2 separate regions of the Homo sapiens genome follow, and region 1 is linked to region 2. Evidence: chromatin contacts called from ENCODE Hi-C or POLR2A ChIA-PET data. All regions are on one chromosome and are shown on one strand. Each heading gives the region's core, a stretch centred on a gene start or an enhancer-like site at or near the end of the contact. The rest is flanking DNA. Distances are from core to core; before and after follow the strand shown.

What was found. Hi-C counts contacts between places; a loop is a spot of excess contacts on that map. ChIA-PET counts read pairs that join two places held with the same protein, here RNA polymerase II (POLR2A).
Region 1: a map of GM11168 shows a loop between it and region 2 (2.2-fold over the local background). The contact joins the promoter of ATP2B2-IT2 here to the enhancer-like site in region 2. A Hi-C loop is called at or near these places in 1 of 168 maps with a recorded cell type or tissue (GM11168). POLR2A ChIA-PET finds 5 or more read pairs at or near these places in 2 of 52 experiments (B cell and OCI-LY7).

What each region holds. Positions count from the first base shown.
Region 1 is chr3:10,624,899-10,630,629 of GRCh38, forward strand. ATP2B2-IT2 (ATP2B2 intronic transcript 2) reads right to left here and starts at 1,909. Exons shown (of 2, transcript NR_046766.1): 1 at 1,868-1,909; 2 at 1,117-1,587. It also overlaps a transcript of ATP2B2 not described here. RefSeq lists an enhancer at 4,358-4,857.
Region 2 is chr3:10,514,338-10,520,154 of GRCh38, forward strand. It overlaps a transcript of ATP2B2 not described here. Among named protein-coding and RNA genes, the nearest start is that of ATP2B2, 12 kb to the left of the region's middle. Within about 2 kb of position 4,299, at least 3 of the 41 ENCODE cell types and tissues checked have a DNase peak (open chromatin) inside an H3K27ac peak, as active enhancers do.

The DNA.
Region 1 (5,731 bases), core at 659-3,158, 110 kb after region 2:
TGGGGGCTTGGTGGTGCAAAGATACCCGACCCCCACCATGGCACCAGGCTGGAGCCAAGGCCAGATGGGAAAGCGGGCCTTTCTGTGTCCTTAACAGAGCTGGCGGCAGCTTTGGTATTTCAAATGTCCTTCTGAAATCTGAATCCAAAATGGAACAATTTTTCGAGTAAATAATACCATTGATGTCAGTGTTGCTGCAGGAGGTTCAGCAGGCCCCAGAAACTCAGAGGTGAGGACGTGGTATTCTGGCTACACAAGGTCTCTGGCTGCACGAGGCCACCTGCCTTGCAGGGGAATGAACGGTCTGTGGGTACTTAAGGCATTGGCCTAGCTAAGAGACACATTTTCTTTTTCCTGATTATACTTGATAGTGCCCCAGGGACATTCAAAAATGCCATACCTTGGGACCCTATGCTGTCATGGGCTTCGGGGGCCTGGGTCAAGAGTGAGAAGGTGAGGGGTGGTGGAGCCAGGGGGAGGAGTCTTGCAGCTGCAGGGGAGATAAGAACGGGTCAGGGCCTTCTCTGAGTGATGGGCTGCCCCTGGCTCCCGCTGAACTACTGAATGGGATGGCTTCAGATTCCCATATTGGTTTCCTACTCCGCCAGGATTTGACGCAGATACTCCCCGGTTTGAGTTACAGAATCCGGATCATGGCTTCCTGACCCTTGGCTTCTTGGGCGGTTTGTGGAGGAGGGGGAGGTGTTGAGTTTTCAAGAGGGGCCGGGCCCAGAGTGTATTCAGAAGGCTTGGAGGAGAGTGGCCAGGATGCAGCCAGGGCTACCCCTCTGTGGTGGGAGTGGTGCCCCCACACTCAGGGACCCTTCAGCAGGGACCCCCTCCCATTGCCACCCAAGGATGGGAGGCACACTCTGGGACACCTCTCCAAGGAGAAAGTCTGAGTTTAGTGCGCGTATTGTATGTTTAACACCTCCCTGACGCTTGCTAAATTCTCTCTTAAACAAGGAGAGCAGACCTCCACTGGTAGGATGCAGTATCCACCCAGGATTTAATAGCATCAGCAGTCTGCCTTCTTTTTCTAAAGTTTTTTAAAATTGTTACTTTCTATTTATGACAGCTGTTACCATTTTTTTCCCATTTATGGTAGCAATAAAGTTTCACTCTAAAATAAGTTTATTTTGGTTGAAAAAAAGTGAGCTCATTTGAATAAAGATTTTCAGTACTTTTTAGTACAGGTGTTCTGATCTCCAGGTGTGGAGGGAGGGAAAGAAACAACTGGAGTTTGGGAAACTCTCATCTAGTCCAACCTCCCCACAGCAGAGATGGGTACACTGAGTCCCAGAAGAGAGAGGCATTGCCCAAGCACACACACCTCGTTATAAAAGACTGAGACAGGGTAAAGGGCTCAGGGTTGGGGACTCCGGCCTTTTTCCACTTTGCCATCTCTTCTTTGTGAGGCCAGGATGTGAATGTCTCTCTTGGTGTGATCCTCACAAGCAGGGGGAAATGTGGGCTCATAGATCTGCTGCTGCCAGGGTCCTGGGGGATCTGCAGGGGCTGGAACTGAGTGAGCCTTTTCATCTCTACCCCACAGAGCCAGTCACAGAATTGATGCTTAGTGAGAACCTGGTGAAAGGATAGATGGATGAATGGATGGCTAGAAAGAAAAGTGGATATATGGAGATACAGATGGAGAGAGAAGGGGATGGATGGATGGATGGATGGATGGATGGATGGATGGATGGATGGGTGGATGGATGGATGGACTGGTGGATGAATTGGTAGTTAGAGAGGCTGATAAATGAATAGATGGAGAAAAGGATGAGTGAATAAATGGATGAATGGAGATGTCAATGAATAAATAATTTGGCTGATGACTTAGGATTCTCCCTGTCCCATTACCTACCCAAGGTTATTTTCATTCCTTTAGAGAGCTAGCAGAAAGTTCTCTATGAGAAAAAGAATTAATGGTGATATTTCAGTTACCTTGATAGACTGGTAGTGAGACACACACACACACACACACACACACACACACACACACACACACACACACACTTTTCATTTACCAATGAGACACTGAGGCAAACATAAATGACACTGCCCAGGAGTCCAGGGCCTGGGCTTCTCATTTTGCTTTTGAAACTCACTCCCCAGACTCGGATGAGTTGTCTCCCTTCTCTGGGCCTCCATTTCCCCATGTGTAAAACAAGAGTGGGTGAGTCAACTAATTCTCACCCTCCCAGCATCCTGTGGCTCCTTTAAGGCCTGCCAGATGCCAAAGCTTCCCCATGCCCCACAGTGTGGATGGCAGGTTCTGAATCTGTCAGATTGACTGGGCTTCTCTAAGAGGCGGGTGCTTTCCTGCAAGGAGATGTGCCAGAGCCAGCCAGACAAGCAAGTGGTCCCCGGGGGCAGCATCAGCATGGGCTCCATCTCGCTCTGCCTTTGGGACCAGCTTATGGAAAGGAGAGAATATTGGAAAGACTGGTGACATGAGGTCAAGGCCTCAGTACCCTAAGGGATGCCTCCCTTCATATATAAAACTGTAATATGGAGGCCTGGACAAACAAAGATGGGAGGACAGGGCAGGGGCAGGAGGGAGAGGCTCCTGGGTTAGCCAGTCCTGGGTTCAGATCCTGCTCCTGCCACTTCTTAGCTATGTGACCCTGGGCCAGTTCTCCCAGCCTCTCTGAGCCTCATCATCCTCCAAAATGTGAGAAAAATGACCTCTCCCCCTCGCTGGATCCTTGTGCAAGGTCGGGTGTAATAGATGCTAGCTTACTGTCCTTCCAGTCGGTGAACCGCAAGGGAAGAGCCTGGATCTTCTTCATTACGAATTTCTCCACTTACTAAATGTTTATTGAGCACCTACCATGTGCCAGGCCCTCTCCCCTGCTCTGGGAATGTGGTGGTGAGCTAAGGTAGACCCAGTGTCTGACCTCGTGGCCTTCACAGTCTGATGGCCGTTTATCAAATGGTCACTTATATAAGTAGGAAATGTCACCTGAGATAGGTTCTGTAAAAAAGGTGGGGTGGAGGAGGGGCTACATCATGGGGCCCACTTTGTGTGATGATCCTGGGCCAGGGTCATCAGGGAGGCGACTCAAGCTGAGACCTGAAGCTATGCAGGTGGGGAGCAGGTACAGGTGTTGGGGGCAAGGGAGAGGCTGGGCAATGCAAAGGCCTATTGCGGGATGGGCGTGGCACATTCCGGGACCAGCAGGGAAGCCAGTGTGGCTGGAGCAGGGGGCGGGGACCTGCATGGCCTCACAGGAAGCTAGAGACATGGCAGAGGCCCGACAACCCAGGGCCTCAGGGCCCATGGCCAGGGCTTTGGACTTTCTCCTGAGAAAAATGGGGAGTCATTAACAGATGTACAGTGGAAGGGTGAGAAGTCTGGCCGCTGTGGGTAGAGAGTGGATGCAGGACTCCCAGAGGGAGGCTGAGAGCAGTGAGGTGGCCATGCCACCATCCAGGCAAGAGGCAATGGTGGCCAGACTGGGTGGTGGACACAGAGTGAACAGCAGCCAGGAGCAGCCCTCCTCCAAGCTCTGGCGAATGATTAACGTGCAGGGAAGAGATGCCTGTGGAGTCCTCTAGGACATCCTCTGCCTCCTTTCGCAGCTCTCTCCTAATGCCCTAAAGCTCAACAACAGCCCTACACCCGGAGGCAGGCCTCAACGCAGGACATGTAGTAGGGCGTCCATGCAATAGTGAAAGTGATGGCATTCACAATTCCGACCCATGGACTTCACTGTTTACAATCTCCTTTCACAGCCTTTACCATAGTTGCTCCTCATAGCAACTGCCACGGTGGGAGACCCCAAAACCAACCTCTTTCCTGCATCCCTTTGGAAGCAGAAAGGCAGTCACCACGGTAGGGACTGTGGTTATACAGTTGATGCTGGTTATTTCTGGTAGTTCTGCTCTATAAAGTCACTGTGGGTGCTGAATTGTCAAGTACTGAACCTTTGCTCCTAGGAAATACAGGGTCAGGTTCCTGGGAACTTCTGGTCACAACATTTTCACCAACTGATCAGTATATAACCTTGTTTTAAGTATTGTTTGTTTGTTTTTGTTTGTTTAAAGATACCTTATTTAATATCTATCGTTGGCTCATTAACGTTGGGCTCCCGGCCAACGGCACCATAACTCACGCCTGGATGAAGCTGCCTAACACACGGTTTTCTCCGTAGGGCACAGCCGGGCCTTCTGGGCTGAGGAACACAAAACAGCACGGCAGCACCACGCTTCGGGGCCATTTCAAACAGCAAAACCACCAACAGAAAGCACACAGATGGGGAAATATGCGGTACTGCACAGACTGCAGAAGGCACCCCTGCTTATGGGACGAGCTTGAAGCAGGAAGGCAGAGCGTCACCTGGCTCGACCTCCGCTGGGAACGCGCTGCGGGCAACTGCCATTTTCCACCTCTGCACACGTCTACAAATCACCGCAAAAGCACCATGAGTATTGATCTGGGTATATACATTATCTGGGTACATACATTATCTGGGTAAATACATTTTAAGGAGGAGGCAAACTCGCACATATGGACTCCACAAAGAAGGAGGATGTGTTGATCATTCATTTGTTGATAGGGCACATTTCCCGCCGAGGGCCTTCCGTGTGCCACATGCCTCTCCGGTGCTTGGGAGACCACAGGCGTCGTCTCAGCCGATCCTCACCTGCCCTGTGGGTAGAGGCTGTTGTTTTTCAGAGGCAGAGGCATAGAGGTTTGGTTGCAGGTGGAGGGTCCCACAGCTGGGAAGTGGCCGAGTGGGGATGAAACCCAGGGATCCTTCCTCCAGAGTCCAGCTCCACTGCCCAAGCTTCACCTGCATGCGCTCATTCTAAAAGCTGTTTTCACACCAAATCTCCGCAAGCCCTCTTTATTTCCCACTTCCTGCCAAGTAAGCAGTTCAGCTCACAAACTATATTAATCTCTGGCATAAATTCATTTAAACAAAATATTGCCAAGCAACGCAAAAGCAGAAATCCTCTTACAACCCACATGGGTATCGATGCTGTGCGTGTGGAAGGGCTGAGCCTCTTAGTGTCTGATTGTAAACACACCCAAATCTGTGACAAAGACTGGGCAAAGCCAGTGGAGAAGCCATCAGGACAAACCCCTTATCCTCGGGGACAGACTGACCTCTCACTGTCCGTCCAAGGCTGGGAGTGTGGGGCGTTGCTCTTCGCCTGCTGATTTGGCTGAGTCTCCCCAATCCTCACAGACAGCAGCAGGCAACAGTTAAACACGGCCACCTTTGAGTGGTAACACAATTTCATTTTAAAATTTTTTATTTTTAACTTTTAAGTTCAGGAGTACATGTGCATGTTTGTTACATAGGTAGACTTGTGCCATGGGGGTTTGTTGTACAGATTATTTCATCACTTAAGTATTAAGCCCAGTACCCATTAGTTACTTTTCCTGATGCTCTCCCTCTTCCCACCTTCCACCCACCAAGAGGTCCCAGTGTCTGTTGTTCCCCTCTACAGGTCCATGTGTTCTCATCATTTGGCTCCCATTTATAAGTGAGAACATGTACATGCGGTATTTGATTTTCTATTCCTGCATTAGTTTGCTGAGTATAATGGCTTCCAGCTCCATCCATGTCCCTGCAAAGGACATGATCTTGTTCTTTTTTATGGCTTCATAGTATTCCATGGTGTATATGTACCACATTTTCTTTATCCAGTCTACCATTGATGGGCATTTAGGTTGATTCCATGTCTTTGCTATTGGGTAACACAGCTTTATGAT
Region 2 (5,817 bases), core at 3,049-5,548:
GAACTGGCCGCCCTTGGGAGATGGTGATGCTGATGGAGTCTTGATGGGTTCCTTAGACCCACAAGGGTGTCATATCTCCCACATACTCCCCAGAGGATGCTGGGCCCAGAAAACTTCTGGGAATTCCCTTTGGGATCTGCCTTTGGGGCTGGTTTATGTGGACTTGCGGCGCATCAGGGCTGGAGGTGCCGCTGCATTCCTGTGTCCAGCCCTAGCTTTCCATTTTACAGATAGGGATCCTGAGGCCCACAGAGTGGTCACCACCGGCCTTGAGCACACTGCAGCCAGGCCAGGGCTTGGAGGCAAGTGCTCACTCCAGGGCCGCCTGTTAGCCCCATAAGGAACCCCCCTTATGTGGGGCTACCTTGCTCAGGGCTCATCTTCATCAGACACAGCTCCAAAGAGCATAGGCTCTCCAAGGAGGCCTGCCACCAGCAGCGGGGAAAGCCCCAGTCTAGTGGCCACTCTGCAGGCCCTCTATGGATGAGACTTCCTGAAAGGCTGGGCCACCTCTCTCACTGCACATCCCCCTGCAGGTGGCCCCAGGGGGTTGGAAGAGCACTAGATCAGGGGTTATTGGGCAAGACAGCCGCAGTGGGCCGGGAGAGTGCTGACCTTGTCCCCCCAGCCTTCCTGACCTCCCCAGGGGCTGGTTAGCAGTAACCAAATAAAAGAAGGGTATGGAAGGATCTCTGTAAACTGTAAGTAGATTCTCAGATACAAGGTGCTGTTTCTTTCTGGGGGACACAGAGCATAGAGCAGGGGCTTGGGCATCAAAGAGATGTGGGATTGAAGCCCAGCTCTGCCACTTACCACTGGGTGGCCTTGTGCTAGTCACTTGGCCAATGTGAACCTCAGTTTCTATTAATACATCTGTAAAGTGGGGCTAACAATACCTGCAATTATGGGAGTGTTGGGAGGCATAAATGAGTAATACATATGTACATGGCACATAGTGGGTGTTCAGGGATGTCTAGCTTGCTTTTTCATCTCTATTCTGCAAAGGTGACAACACTTTTAATTCATAGACAATCTGATCTAAACAAAATGAGAGGGAATCTGAAGATATCGTTCGTTCATTTCTTCAGCATTAAGAGGGTCATTTCCTGCTCTGCTCTCTCCCCATGGGAGTGTCTCAATCTTCTCAGGACCTCCCCCAAGGGTGGTAACCATTTCCCCTGTGACTTGGTGGGAGCTCTCAGCTGCCAGCCCTGCAGAGGAACCCACCCATCAGCCTCTGCCTGAAAACCCAGCCCCAACTGAGGTCCCAGAACTACCCGGGCTAGAGGCCAGGTGGTATATGTCTGGGGCACAGGCTCTGAGTTCACACAGGCCTGAGCTTAAGTCTGAGCTCCACCACTCACTGAGCTCTGTGATCTTGGGCAAGTCAGTTCCCCCTTCTGAGCCTGGTTTCTTCATCAGTAACATGGTGATGATATCTACTTTGGAGTTGTGTCCTGAGAATTAACTGAGATACTGCCTGTAAAATACTTTGCCTATCATGTGTTACATGCACAATTAATGGTAGCTTAAAAACTACCTGTAAGCCCCTTCTCTTTTCCCTTGAAACAAGCAGGACGTAAGTATCTCCATCTTGTGTGGCATGGTGTGGCAGCAGTCTTGTTCTGGAGTTGCTTATACTGACTTGTGAGAGCCGATTGTGTTGTCAGTGATCTCATATTGGCAGCTTACAATCTGCCAAGGTGGGAGCATTGACACCACAGAAATTGGCAAGCACTGGAAAGCAGGACATCCACCTCCCTGAGAGCTGGTTGTGAAACACTTACCAGCACACCACAGAACCCTGGGCAGGCCCGCAACATGGTTACCTGGAGTTCATTACCTTTCAAGTTTCAGGACCCCTTTCTGATTTAGTTGCCTTTGACCTGTTCCTCCCTGCTGCAGGCTGCCCTGGCCCCAGCCCCTGGGCCTCTGTCGGCTCTCATCCCAGTGCTGATAACCTGCTCTTAGCCCTCCCACCATGGAGCCTACTGACATTTCCCACTCTGCCCAAAGGAGGGCAGTGCCGGACGAGGTGACCCTGGCATGGCATTGTCCTAAAAAACTGTTGGCCAGCGATCTTCTATCTTCTTCTCCTCCTTTTTCCTCTCTTGTTGCTGACCCCAAAGGCACTTCCCAAACAGCCACTCCCTCTTAGCTGCCAGCACCTCAGATACCATCCTGTCGTTCCAGTTCTCATCCCATTGTCCCCATAACATCCATTGCCACTCCTCTGACCTTTCCAGGTCTAACTCTTCTTCCTTCAGCCCCAGCCAGGGGACTCATGGACTTGGAGAAAGGTGGCCCTGGCATCTGTCCTGCTTCTCTTCCTTCTCCTGGCGTGGCACTGGACAAGTTACTCAACTTTTCGGAGATTCAGTGATAAGGAAAGTGATATTTACAGGGCTCTCGCCACGTGCCAGGTGCCGTGCCCACAGCCTTCCTGGCTGACTTCATTCCTTGTTTCCTCATCTGCAAAATGGAGATGATGGAAGTGTCCACCCTGTGGAATTGTACGGTGAGCTGAAGTGACAGCTTAAATGGGCTTGCTGATTGTAAAGTGTCATGCTAATGCTGTTATTCTACTTTGAAGGGCAATGCTTGTTTAGATCTACAATTTTCAGATGTGTGTGTGTGTGTGTGTGTGTTTCTTAAAAAAAGCCACAGGCATGCTATTTATAGCCAGCTCCTGTACAGGTTTTTATCATTCCTTGCCTGCTCTGCTAAAAATAACAAAACGACAAAGGTCAAGTCTGCTTCTACCTATCTGAGGAGTCTACAAAGAATGAGCCTTTTGATTCACTGCCTCGGTGAAGTGAGGACTCTCCTGCCAGCTCGGTGCAGGCCACAGCCCTGGAACTCCTAACCAGGTCGACTGGGTCTACACCGAGGAGCTGAGGAAGGCTGGGGGCGGGGAACCTGCAAGTGTCACACTGGGCAGATGCATCTCGCCTCGGCCACCCCTTCCCCTTCCCCCAGCCTGGGGAGGGAGGTGGTGGTGGAGCACCATAGACTGAAGGACAAATATTCTGGGTCCTGGTCCCAGGGATGCAGTGTGGGCCATGGTTTCCCCATATTCAAAATGAGAGGGGTTGGGAAAATAGCCACTGAGAATTTTCTCTCCAGCCTAAATGCATACATGCTCCATTCTTTTTTCTCTCCCCTTCAGCCTATAACACTATGGACTCATTTAATGAATATCCACTGGCCCTTAATAATGACAATAGCATTGATGATACTGCTACTCAGCCACTACTTGTGGAGTGTCCAGAACATACCAGGCACCGGGCTAAGAAAGCCTTGAGGTGGAGTAAACTCACTGAATCCGTGCAACCCCACTGGAGAAGGAAGCTTGTCATCCCCATCTGATACATGGGGAGGTGACTGAGCCCAGAGCCTTGCACATGCACAGTCTCGCACCAGGCAGTGACAGCTCCAGGATGTGAACTGGGTGTCACGTCCTGGGCCTGTGCTTGGCTCTAGGCACTGTGCCGGGCACAGCAGGTAGGAAGACAGACACAGAGCTTGCTTTCCCTGTCGTTGAGGGAGCGATGGCTGCAGATAGGATGACCTCACACAGTGTGGGAAATGGCAGTAGACAGACGGGGGATTGGGCAGCCTGTGCAGGTTGCAGGGAGGAGCACATTTCACCTTTGCCAGTGAGGCATTCCAGGTAGCAGGCACAGCAAGAATGAAGGTAGGGTGGGGTTGGGGTGGGGAGGGCTTGAAACCTCACAGCAAAAAGATTTGCATTTAGTCTGTGGACCAGAAACCCTCAAACTCCAGTAATGATGTTTGCCAGTCTGCAAGTTCTAGCATATACTTTGCATCTGTCCTGAAATCACCTCCCTTTTAGAAACATATGTATCTCTCTACTTAGTGTTATCTTAAGCATTCATAGTCACAATATCATGGATTTGCCTTGCCAGTTGTATTTTTCCCCTAACACATCAAAGTAAGTGCACAGGTATTAAACTAGAGAGGATGTGCTTGCCCCCCTCCAAAATGCGGACTCGCGTCTGCCTTTGGAAACCAGGACCGTGGGTTTAGGCAGCTTGGAGGCTTGATCCGATCTGGACTACAGAAGGATTTCTCGGAGGTTAGAAGGGATAGGGGAGGCATTCCTGGGAATCTGCCCTTGTCCCATGACAAAGGTCTGGGGGTGCCAGCATGCCCCCAAGCTGAGAGTGCCACTCTTGCCCCAGCAAAACCCCTCCTTGGCCTCAGCTCTCTGGCTTCACCTGAGCCCACTCCTGATCCGCTTTCTCCCAGCCAAGCGCCGCTGCGGCCGTGCTGACCTCAATGACTAACACACATTCCTGGCCTAGTTACAGAGCCCCTCGCCTCGCGTATTTATAGCCACCTCCCAACTCCACTCATGCCTCTGAGGGAGGCCTGGCCCTTCTTTGAAAGCTCCTTTCACTACCCCTGCCCTGCCCCGGGCCCCGCTTTCACCGGCAGGTGCTGTCAGTCTCCCCTCTGTCGGGGACAGGTGTGGGGCAGGGATTTTGTTCTGTGTGGCCATGGGAAAGTGGCTTCCCCTCCCTGGACCTCATCTGTAAAGTAAGAGCCATCATACTCTCCGGCCAGGCTGGGCTGTGGTGAAGATAAACTGAGATATTCATTCTGAGATCATGAGTAATAACTAATGTTCATGGAACACCAACTGTGCACTAGGCCCTGTCTAAACACTTGGCACATTATGAACTCATTTAATTCTTACAACAACCCCACAAGGGACATACTGGTATCATCATGCCAATTTTGTAGAGGAGGAAACTGAGGAACAGAAAAGTTAGGCAGCTTGCCCAAGGTCAAACACCTAGCTGGGATTCAAACCAGACTCCAGAATCTGTACTCCGGGCACTGTGCTGAACTTGACACACAGAGTGGTCCTCAGCCATACTGTGGATTTGCCCTGTTTGTTTCCTGCCTTTGGGGTCCCCTGAATTAGCTAAGCACATCACTCACCGTCTGCAATAAAGTGGCCGAGGCGGGAGTGAATAATGAAGGTGCAATGTGCAATGTCCGGGCCTTTCAAGGGGCTATTGAGGACTTGGCTAATGAGGGAACAGAGCAAGAAAGAGAGAAGAGTCACAGCTGGGACTCCTGTCAAGGTGCCCAGCTTTACAGAGAGGTATGCTGACGCATGGCAGCATGGCAGGGCAGGCTGGCATCTGATGGTACGTGAGAGGCGTTGGAGTTCTAGGAGTGGAGAACTCAGTTCCTGTGTCCCCTGCCCCTACCCCACCTCTGACATCTCTCACCCTTGATCTCAAAGGAGGAAAGCTTCCAATGAATGTTTTGATAGAAAGGTTTTAGGAACTTAAGCCACCTCGTCCCATGAATGTTATAGTTCCAAAAGAAGATTCCAAGAGGGACAAGAGAACAAATATTGTTTGGGTGTTTACTGTATGTGTGGCACTGAGCCAGGCACTCAGCAGTCACTTGTTCATTCAACAAACATTGGCTCAGAACTCACTCCACTCTCTGTGCCAGCACTGATGCTGCCTGCCTTGCATGTGGAGACTTCTGGACCAGGATACCTGCCTAGCAAGTGGCAGGACTGGGATCGAATGCAGGGGTTTTTCTCACATCATACAACTGCTATTGGTGGGTGCAGGGACATCTGACTTCACCTCCTCATACCCTTTACCATATACATTTGGCTGCAGCCCAGTTTTTCAGGTCCCCACCCTGATCCCTCATGGTCACTGGGACATGCTGCTCTTCCTAAAATCAGCCCTAACAGATAAAACTCTATTCCCAACCTCAAAGGAAGCTCCAAGCCATGGTTTCTGGATTCTGGAATTGAAG